Regions from separate parts of the Homo sapiens genome. Here region 1 is linked to region 2. A link is an interaction called in ENCODE POLR2A ChIA-PET data of the cell type or tissue named here. Cell type or tissue: OCI-LY7. All regions are shown on one strand. Links, peaks and the distances in the headings refer to the core of each region. The heading gives the core; the rest is flanking DNA.

The links. ChIA-PET counts read pairs that join two places held together with the same protein. Peaks named below come from ENCODE experiments on the same cell type or tissue, not always from the same donor. Only the 100,000 strongest peaks of a DNase experiment are listed, where the experiment ranks them.
Region 1: POLR2A ChIA-PET joins it to region 2 with 5 read pairs; 2 of 35 experiments call an interaction of 5 or more read pairs at or near these places.

What each region holds. Positions count from the first base shown.
Region 1 is chr2:226,885,954-226,890,171 of GRCh38, forward strand. The region is part of intron 5 of RHBDD1 (rhomboid domain containing 1); the gene reads left to right. Among named protein-coding and RNA genes, the nearest start is that of RHBDD1, 52 kb to the left of the region's middle. In OCI-LY7, for the core only: no CTCF peak of the experiment used is centred there; no DNase peak of the experiment used is centred there.
Region 2 is chr2:226,967,826-226,974,020 of GRCh38, forward strand. All of the region lies in intron 8 of RHBDD1 (rhomboid domain containing 1), which reads left to right. LOC124900533 (small nucleolar RNA SNORA48) reads right to left here and starts at 1,297; the gene lies at 1,164-1,297. It also overlaps a transcript of COL4A4 not described here. RefSeq lists an enhancer at 2,674-2,743. In OCI-LY7, for the core only: a CTCF peak has its summit at 2,835; DNase peaks (open chromatin) are centred at 1,706, 2,736 and 3,436; H3K4me3 peaks cover 2,500 bases; H3K27ac peaks cover 2,500 bases.

The DNA of each region.
Region 1 (4,218 bases), core at 106-2,605, 83 kb before region 2:
ATGGTTTGTGTCCCACGTGGGATGGAGCAAGACAGCGTGAGATTTCATCACAGTACTCAGAACAGTGTGTGATATAAAACTTGTTTATTTATAGAATTTTCCATTTAATATTTTCAGACCAAGATTGATTGTGGGTAACTGAAACCGTGGAAAGTGAAACAGCACATAAGCGGGGACTACCATAGCACCCTATTTTTACAACCCTTAACTTATTTGTCTCTTCCAAGTTCCAGAGGGCAGGGATATTCTCTATTAGTCTTGTTCTCTGCTTATCCTCAGTGACTCAAACAGTGCTTGGTACATTGTAGTTACTCAATAAATATTTGTTGAATGAAGCCAGCGTTTGGGGTGTCTGGCCCAGCTAAAGATAAATAGCAAAATGTAAAAATAGCTGAGTTAGGGACCCAAGTCCCTAAGTTTGGAGTGGGCAGCAAGGAAAGATGTGAGATCCAAAATCTGAGCACAGAGCTAGAAGGCAAAGTGTGGGATTCAAACAAGAAAAGGGAAAACGGAGCATGTAGAAGACCTGAAAACGCGGCTGAGCAACTGGAGTAGGACAGTGGAAGCTCCTCCTGCAAGTGTTGTGCAGGACACGGTCCTGCCTCGTCTCACACAAAGATGACAAGATTAGGCTACAAAGGCAACTTCAATCTTCTCTAAAAATACAGAATTTTATAGGGCATATTCTCATCACAAGGTAATAATGACTTTAAAAACTGAACGTGAAGAAAAGGCAAAACAATAGTCATAATCACTTGAGAACTAACTCCCTAATTAAGGGGAATTTTTTTAAAAAAAGATTTTAGACATAAACATTGAGAATACTACATATCAAACCTGTGGGCTTTGGCAAACTTTTAAATGCTTTCTATTATATACCAAAAAATTTTAAAGAGTAAGTAAGCTTAGTCTTTAATTTAAAGAACTAGAAAAGGAACAAATAAATAGAGGAACATGGAACTGATCATGATAAAGGCAAATTTTAATAAACTAAAAAGGAAAAAATGATAGAATTAATAAATGAAGAGCTATATCTTTGAAAAAACAAGTAGACAAGCCTGTGGCAGGTTTAATTAAGAAAATTAGAAAAAATACTTAAAACAGTAGATTTGAAAAGATGTAGCCACAGATACGGAGGAGGCTAGGTCCACTTTGAGGATGATGTATATTTTGGGAGAGAATAACTTTTTCTGTTCTAAGACTGTTTTAAAAGAGTCGCTGTTGGTTTGGAGTTTTTAAAAGTTGTTGACTAATATTATAAAAACTTTTCTTTTTAAAAGAAAGCATCACTGAGATATGATCCAGTCAGTATTTATAATATAATTATTAAAATGTCTTTGAGTTTCTCTGATGTGTTCTAATTGCATCTGTAGTTGTAGATTTCATTCAATGAGTTCTTACCCAGAGAACATTCAATTATAGTGTCAGTTTGTTGAGGGCTTATGATCCTGTAATTTTTGAGGGAGAATTCCTCAGTGTAACTGACATTGAACAGATTTTGATGGACCAGTTAATTTTAGTTAAAGGGTGGTATAAATTCACTGCGTGATATATACCAAGTAATTTGAACTCTCAACAGAGGGTCACATTTCCTCCTCTTTCAGGCAGTTTTGTGAAGTGTGATGCACCAGTAGGTAAAAATACTTTAGGACTTGCTAATGAAAGACAGTGTGTACAGAATCTGCTTTTCTAGCACATATTTTTATAGATGTTGAAAATGCTCTTGTCAAACAGTATTTTAAAAACTGTCAGGTGTATGTGTGTTTTTCAAATGAGTTTTAAATAATTCAGTACTATGCAGGCAGCAGAAAAATGACTTTATAAACTTGCAATGCTCTTTTGTATTGAATGTGCAAGTAGAGTCTATGAATTAAAAATGAATACTATCTGATCCATCTTTTTACTAATAACCAATGTAGTGTTGATGGAAATTTATTGTTTACTAATGTTTGGTATTTTTCCATTAAAGAATAACCTTAAAGTCATTTAAACAGATACAACACGTATGCAGATGGTGAAGTAGTTTTCTAATAGAAGTCCTGTCTGGTTTATACAGCTTGATGGCCGACTCAGGGTGGCCTCCTTCCCTTTTCTTCCCTACTATGAGCTGCTGAATCGGAAGTGAGGACATGTTAGACATGGAAGATAGTTTACTTCTAGTGAGTAAGTGTTAGATTCCTTAGTGCTTGCCCATACAGCCACGTAGTTGGTGAGCAGCATTGGTGGAATATTTAAACTTCCCTCCCTAATTACACTGAGGAATTTTCCCTCAAAAGTTACAGGATCATAAGCCCTCGACAAACGGATGCTATAATTGAGTGTTCTCTGGGTAAGAACTTACTGAATAAAATCTACAACTTCAGATGTGATAGTGTTACAGAAATTAGAATAGATCAAAAATTCAGACTTTAAAAAATTGTGTATTAAATACTGTTTGGATCATGAAATCTCAGTGAGGTTTTTTTTTTTCAAAAATTCAGTTTTAATAATATTAGTTATAAACTTAAAAATCCAAACCACCAGTGACTCCTGTAAAAAAGGTCTAGAGTGTCTAATTGGGAGTGAAAACCTAAGGATCAGACTATTATGAGTCTTACCACATTTTTCATTGACTCATTTGTCCTAATTCTCATCTTTATCCTGACCTTTGTGTCTTGTTTTTTTTTTCTTTTTAAGGTGTGGCAAGGGAAAAACTTATGTTTGTGAAAAGGCTATGTGTAAAGCATAGTACTGTGTACATTTCTTTCTTTGCCAAAGGGCAGTGAAGAACTCTGGTTTTTCTAAAGGGAGACACATTTTCTTTTTTATCATTATTGTTATGTCTACAATTTGGTTTTGTTTTCCTCAATCAGGTATTTTACATGAATAACAATTGTGTTAGTCACGATCAGGAGTTATCAAATCTCTGGTCTGAGAATCTGCACGTTAGGAATTAAACAACTTCCATGGCAAGTGATTTAAGGTGTATTTGCAGGAATTGCCACAGAGAGGGTTGTAGTTGGATACAGAAAGGGTGAAAACGTGTCTGGGAACATTAAGTTCAAAGCTTTTTACCTTGCAGCAGTAATTTTAAAGATTTGCCCCAAGAAACTGTAAACGTTCATTTAAAATTCATAAATTCCACTTCAGCATCTCTGAGTGCACTGCCTGTGATTGCTATCCAGGGTCTTGAGCATGCTGACTGTGTACTGTTTAACACACATGGTTTGTCGTGGTATTTCCCATGCTGCTGGACTGACTTGTTCTGCTTATTCAGTCTGAAGGGACTCATCAGAGCTGTTGTCACCCATTCGGCTAGAGGTGGACTGCCCAAGTAATGAGAGAGGTGTTCTTTATGTGCTCTGCATTATTTCAGGGTCCTCTTCAGAGATCTTTATTTTTAACAATGGCTTGAGGTCCCCCTTTGATCAGGGTTTTATACATTTTCACGTTAGTTGCGATTGAGTTTTCTTAAAGTTCAGCTAAGAACCAACAGTAAAATAAGGGTTGAAGGGGAAAAGGATAACAAAAGATCTCAGAAAATAATAAAGGAGATTAAAACTATCTGGTGAAACAAAACCTCGTAGCAGACTTGAAGGCATGTAGTGTTTTTGGAAAAGTTTTGTTGAGGAATACAAATTAGAAATCAGTAGATTTCATTTTCTCAAAGTGTTTTGTGGGTCAAAACATATTGTTAGACTTGTGTTTCCATAAACAGTTATATGGCTTCTAGTCAGACTTTTGCTTGTTCTCATGTTCTGCATTACAGATTATAAACCCTAATTATACTTTTCCAGACATATAGATGCCGAGCAAAGGCCAGCCGAAGGTATATCCATCAGGGATGAAGTACTGGGAATGGTTTCCTTATTGAATTCTCCTTCTTTCAGCACACTTTTTTGAGTGCCACTCCCTCTTCCTCCTAGCTCTGTACTTCATAGTCCTAGGCCCTTGATTCAATTACTTTTCTAAGTATCAGTCTCTCATCTGTAAAATGAGACCAATAATAGTACCCATGTCATGGACTTGTTGGGAAAATTAAAAGATTGCACAAGACAAATGCTGAAGTCTGTGTCTGGCTGATGGGCAGGGTGCTACCATTTCCGTGTCCCTGACCCATCACCTGCAGGTACAAGGTGAGGGTTGCTAAAGCTCAAGCCAGTCAGAGCACGTCCAAGTCTTCCAGAACTGTGTAAATCATGGAATCCCCTTGAAAGTGTTTGCTGACAATTTACTGAA
Region 2 (6,195 bases), core at 1,428-3,927:
ACAATTTTCATTCAGTGCCAGGGGCCCAGGAATGTTAAATACCCTGCAGGCACAGGACTGTCCTGTACAATGAAGAGAAACTCTGTAACCTGTTGGTAGGTGACAGTAATATTTCTTCAGTAAAATTACTTCTAAGGCCATGACTCTCTTTTGCTAGTTATATCTCTTCATGAGCATTTTGTATGAGTTTTACTTATCTCATAGGAGGGTGAAACACCCTCTGTCCTGCTCTTGCATAACATAATTTAATTCTTGCAGCAAATATTTAGTGCTGTGTAGTTTACAAAGATAGGAGACATGAGCCTACCTACAAAGAAGTTACAGTACCACCAATAAGCTGGAAATGATATAAGAGTTGTATAAACTGGAAGAACCCAGAGGGGATATTACCTGGTTTATCAGTTAAGGTTCAACCAGGAGACAAAACCAGTGGAGACATATATTAAGAGCTATTATTGCAAGGAAGTGCCTATGTGATTGTGGAGGCTGACCAGGCAAGTCCAAAATCTGTAGGGCAGGCCGTCAGGAAGGGTGAGCAGGAACTCTCAGGCACTTGGCTGAAGCTGTAGTCCACAAGCAGAATTTCTTCTTCTTCAGGGAAGTTTCAGCTCTGCTCTTAAGGCCTTTTAACCGATTGAATCAGGCTCATCCACATTATCTAAAATAATCTCCCTTAAAGTCAGCTGATTATGGACTTTAATCACATCTACCAGATGCCTTCACAGCAGCACCCTGATTAGTGTTTAATTGAATAACCTGAGATGGTGGCTTAGCCCACTTGACACACAAAAAAGAGCATCGCACTTGGAGATTGAATGTTTGCGCACTCTCTCCGAAACATGTGCCATTTGTTCTGACCCTTGAAAATGGGGAATTTTTAAGTGGGGCAGTTGGCATTCTAGAGGGGGTGACTATTAAAAATTAGCCAAAGGAAACAATAAAAGAAGCCAAGGCATGAAAGTATAATCGGTGTTTGCAGAATGGCTAGTTGTTGCTATGTGGCTTTTCCCTGAACCTCAGCTCTCAATTTCCTCATCTGAGGAGTGGGTTCAGTACTTGTCATAACTGTCCTCCAGGATGGAAGAAGATGATATTTGAGGGTGCCTTTTGGAAACAGTTAAACATTGTGAATGCTAAGGGATTTTTTTTCTTTCTTTAACCATCCATGTGTCCAAGGTATGGACCAGTCATGGACACAGGCCAAAAGCCAAGCCGGGATAAACAAGGTGTTGCTTTGTCTCTGGCTAATGTGAGATGGGCTCCACCAACCAGAAGCTACTCTTCCCATGTCAGAACACTGAGGTGTTTTATAGTCATGGTGGTGGTGGCAGTAGCATTGGTGAGAGTGTGAGGTTGGTGTGATAAAAACCGAAGGCTCGGCCGGTAACAGAGAGCCTGATTGTTGCAGACTTTGTCTAAAATTTGTGTTTTTAAGAAAAAAAAAGTGACATTCTCTTGACCTTAGTTCCTAATGGGCTAAAAGAATGAAAAACATCCCTGTATATAAGTCTGTGCCCAACTGTCACAAAGCAGCAATAGCCATTTGCTCTGGGCTAAGACAGCTCAGCCTTTTTTTTTTTTTTTTTTTTAAGGAAGTAGACCTGTTTTTGATGCTTGAGATATTAGGGGTGAAGGAGAGTCATTTATTATAAATGTGTTGAATACTTTGCCTAAATAGGGAAAGGGAGTTAAACTACATCCAAGGAAGCTGTTCCAAGTTTCTTAGGTAATGGCCATTAAGGCCAATTGACTCCGTCACCAAAGAAAGCACCAGAAAACGTGAGTCCCGTTTGACAGACTTCTTTCCTTTTCAGAACTGTGTCCTACAAACCAAACAAATCTCCCCCAATTGTTAAAGCCATATGCATTTTGAAGGAAATGTAATCCATATGTTCCTGAGTCACTTATGCCTAAGTCATTAAAAAGTTATTTTTTAAATGTGATTTCATGTTTGAAGTCATTTTAGAGTATTTTTAGTAGACTCTCATTCTTCATAATGCTAAATTTTTCTTGGTTTGTTTTCTTGTTTTATTTAAACACACTGTATATCATCTTAACACATCCTGTGGCGAGGCACAAAGGGAATCTTGAACTCAGAAGGAGGGTCTGGTGTACTGGAATAACACATTTGAGGCAGTTTCTATTTTCAGAAGTTTACAACTGTCCCCCCCCCCTTAATTTTTTATTTTATGTCCTGGGCTGCTTTTAACCTGGTCACATCGTCATCCCAGCCCTCTCCCCCCGCATTCCTTAAATGGTTGTCCATGAAGAAGAAAAGGGAAAAGAGAAAAATGACAAAGAATAAAATCACATGGCCTCCTAGGATATACTTCTGCACTGTGCTATGTGATCCTTTCTTCCCAGAATTGAATGTATTTTCCCCTTTTACCTACTATTGTTGCTAGCTGGGAGAATTAAGGTGTTTCTTAAAGTGCCAACAAAAGAGAGAAATAAAACTGAATTGAGGAGCTGTCTCCAGCTTCTCATTTTTAGGACAAACAGAAGACGGTGTCTGCTTAGAACTGAAACTAATTGAAAAATGGTTTCATTTTTTACTAAAATAAGCTTTTTTCCCCCCTTTTTAACCTTTGTCTCATGATATGAGTCTCATGATATGGACCAAGTTTTATCTGTACATGAAGCATCCTGGTTTGTGTGTGAATTTGTCCATCGTGAACATCTGTTGGCTGCCAGAGGGCACGGAAGCAGCCTTATTTTTAGGCACTGGTAGAGGTCCATTTCTCTTCTCAGGGGCTGCTCAGGCAGCAGGTGTGTAGCATCAAACATAGCGAGAGGCACTCACCACCTGGAGGAATAAAGATGTAAGGAGTTAACAATTTTACTTTTCATCTCTGCCAGCCTGTGAAATATTTTCCAATGTACTTTTTTTATTTGATTCTCAAAACTGCCTTGAGGACCATTGTTTTTGTTTGTTTTCATAAAGAAATTGAGGCTCAGGGATGCGACTTTCTTCAGTATTTCACAAGGCAATCTTGGCAGCTGGTGTGTGCCTCGGAGAGGAGGGATATCGTGCCCATCATGTGGGGACATTTGAGGACCTTCGTGGACTTTTACTTTTGAAAGCCCTGCCCCACATCATTTCAAGTGTATTAAAACATACGCAATCTCCTATCTGTCCCACAGATCCCGTGTATAATATATATCATCATATATGTGAGTTGAGTTATAAATAGTTGAGATGGTACATTTCGTAGACACTTAATTAAATGTTTACTACTTTTAATTTTATAGTTTCTGTTTCATTTTGGAACCAACTAATTATTTTGAGGTCTGGAACATTTTCATGGGCCTTTAAAAAACTCACCCTCCCTGAGTGCTGTCCCTACAGTGGCTGAAGCCGCCTCTTGCTCTCATTCACTCCTGTTTCCCTCCTCACACCTGTGGCAGAACCGAGGCAGGTGCTTACTAAATGCTTGTTGGTGAATGCCCAAGTGAGTGAGAGAAGGAATAGAAGAAGTAACAAATAAGTGAAGTACAAGTAAGTGGCAAAGTCTGGTGTCGAAGGACGTCTGAACCCTTAGCGGGCTCATTTCCTTTGCACTGTCATCACAGTGAAGCAGAACGGGCATCTTCAAGCTGTGTATCAAAGTGTGTTCCTCCCCATTTCTCATTGTTTTGTTCCAAGCCAGTTTTCTTCTCTGTTACAGCTAAGGCATGAGAAAGAATAGACTACCAGCTTATTTGACTTTTGATAAGTTCATGAAGCAGCAATAGCCACTTTCAGGTCATAATCCATTCTTTTCTCTCTGTTTAGTTGCTATAGTTTATTTTTTTGCCTTGCAAATATGGGATAAATGTGGCTACTAACATTCAAATATTCAGACAAGTTTCTTGACAAAATCAGAGAGGTGTTTTTTGCCTGTTGTTTCTTTTGGTTTGTTTTCTTTAGAATACTGGACATTTGCTCTAAGTTATCTGTCATGTAATTTGTGTGTTTTGTTGAGATATGATTTTTTTTTTAATCCAAAGGTGGATCTTTGTGGCCTTTCTTCAAAGCTCTAGAATTTGGTGGCAAGGAACTTATTGAACATGATAGAAAACTAGAGAGAAAGCAAAAGCCCACTTTTTTTTTTTTTTAATTTTACTTTCAGTTCTTGGATACATGTGCAGAACATGTAGGTTTGTTACATAGGTCACATGTGCCACGGTGGTTTGCTGCACCTGTCAGCCCGTCATCTATGTTTTAAGCCCCACGTGCATTAGGTCTTTGTCCTAATGCTTTCCATCCCCTTGCCCCCTAACTCCCAACAGGCCTTGGTGTGTGCTGTTCCACTCCCTGTATCCATGTGTTCTCATTGTTCAACTCCCACTTACGAGTGAGAACATGCGGTGTTTGGTTTTCTGTTCCTGTGTTAGTTTGCTGAGAATGATGGCTTCCAGCTTCATCCATGTCCCTGCAAAGGACATGATCTCATTCTTTTGTATGGCTGCATAGTATTCCATGGTGTATATGTGCCACATTTTCTTTATCCAGTCAATCATTGATGGAAAAAGCCCACTTCTTAAGAAAGAAACACAAAGGTGCTAAATGAGAGGAGGGAAGAGAGAGACAGGGATTACCTAAAGAGCAGAGCCATCCTCCTCTTTCTCAGCCCTGCTATGCCCCCTGGAAAAAGGGGTCTGCCCATATGAGTGGGCCTGGGAAGGCTGCTCCACCCAGTTCATCTGGACTCCCAGGGTCACTAGATGGCACCAGGGCAGACGTGGGCCACACTCAAAACCCTGCAGTGCTGCTTCATGGACGGAGCTTCTGGGTCAAGGCAGGAGCTGGAAATGGTGGAACTTGCCCTCCATCTATGAAATTTTTTGAGTCAGTCATTCAGCAAATAATGACTAGACACCTATGATAGTGACACAACAGTGAACGGCACAGACTGGTCTCTCGAGTCCAGGGGCTCTCTGCTCACACTCGGCCAAGCTCTTGCTGTTTAAGGGTGCCTTTCATGAAGTCTATTTGAAATGTTTTGGTTTCTGTCAGTTTTTGGTTGGGTTATAGGTAAGTACACAAGTTACCACATGTATTTAGAAGGCCCAATCCCTCCATTTATCAACTAAAGTTAAAGAAAGGAAGGAAGCCTGTAGCAAAAAAAAAAAAAAAACAAAAAACCATGCAGGTTCCCCCACTGCTATATGATTTTCTATATTTATGTTTTAATTTCTTGGTAGGCCTGGACTTCAAAGTAGAGATTCAGAGCCCTACCTGAGTTTGGGTTGTGCCCTGTGGCTGCCATCCTTCCTCACAGAAGTTCCTCCCTGGACTTCAGCCTCGGGGTTCTTGTTCACTTTCAGTATTTCCTTTTTGCAGTGTGTATGTGTGTGTACGGAACTATATAGTGTTGATTGTCCTTAAATGATCTTCTTCCAAACTCATCCAAACCATTTAATTTGTAGCAGGAATCCCAAAGTATATCCTTCCCAGAGAAAGAATGAGATTTGCCTGGCATCAAGTTAAGGAAATCATTACTCAAAAAAATTGTTTAAGACATTTTCCTGTGCTAGAGATGCTGGTGACCAAGAAGTGGGTGCCTGGGGGAGATGTCTGGGCTCATTATCTGGGAAAGTTGGGAAGTGAGTGTTTGCCTGTTCCTTTTTCCACTCTGTTTCCTCATTGGCTTTGCCATTTACCCAACTGCCCCCATTCTAAGATTGGTGTTTACTGATCAAGAGCAAAGCTCTACTGCCTTAGGAGTAGTTCATAAAATGATTCCTAGATGTAATATTCACTCTCTTCCCTGCCTAGTCCCCTTAGCAAGGACCTCTCTAACATTTTATGTTTGAATTGTTTTCTTCCAGAGACAAAGGTAAGTTAGATCAAGAGTAAACAGATGGAGATGTTCATTCTTGGAAGCAGCAAGCATTTTGTTATCATTGTTATTGTCTGAGCAAGTGAAAACCAGATGAGAAGAGCCTTGACCTGCCTCCTTCACTAGCAGAAGTGAAGTAGGTCGTATCTTTCTTGCAGCATTCCTGTGAGCGTTAGAACAACTCCGGAGCCCATGAGTAAGGCTACTGTGTGTTAGAATTGTGATTCTGCCTGTTCATCCTCCTGGCTGCCCACCCCTGAGAATCTCCTTTTCGTTCGCATGGGCTCTTTGATAGCAGAGTGGCTGCCTCTCTGCAATGAGCTTGAGGGTTTTGTGGGTAAGAGGCCCAGTGCCCCTCACCGCCTTTCCA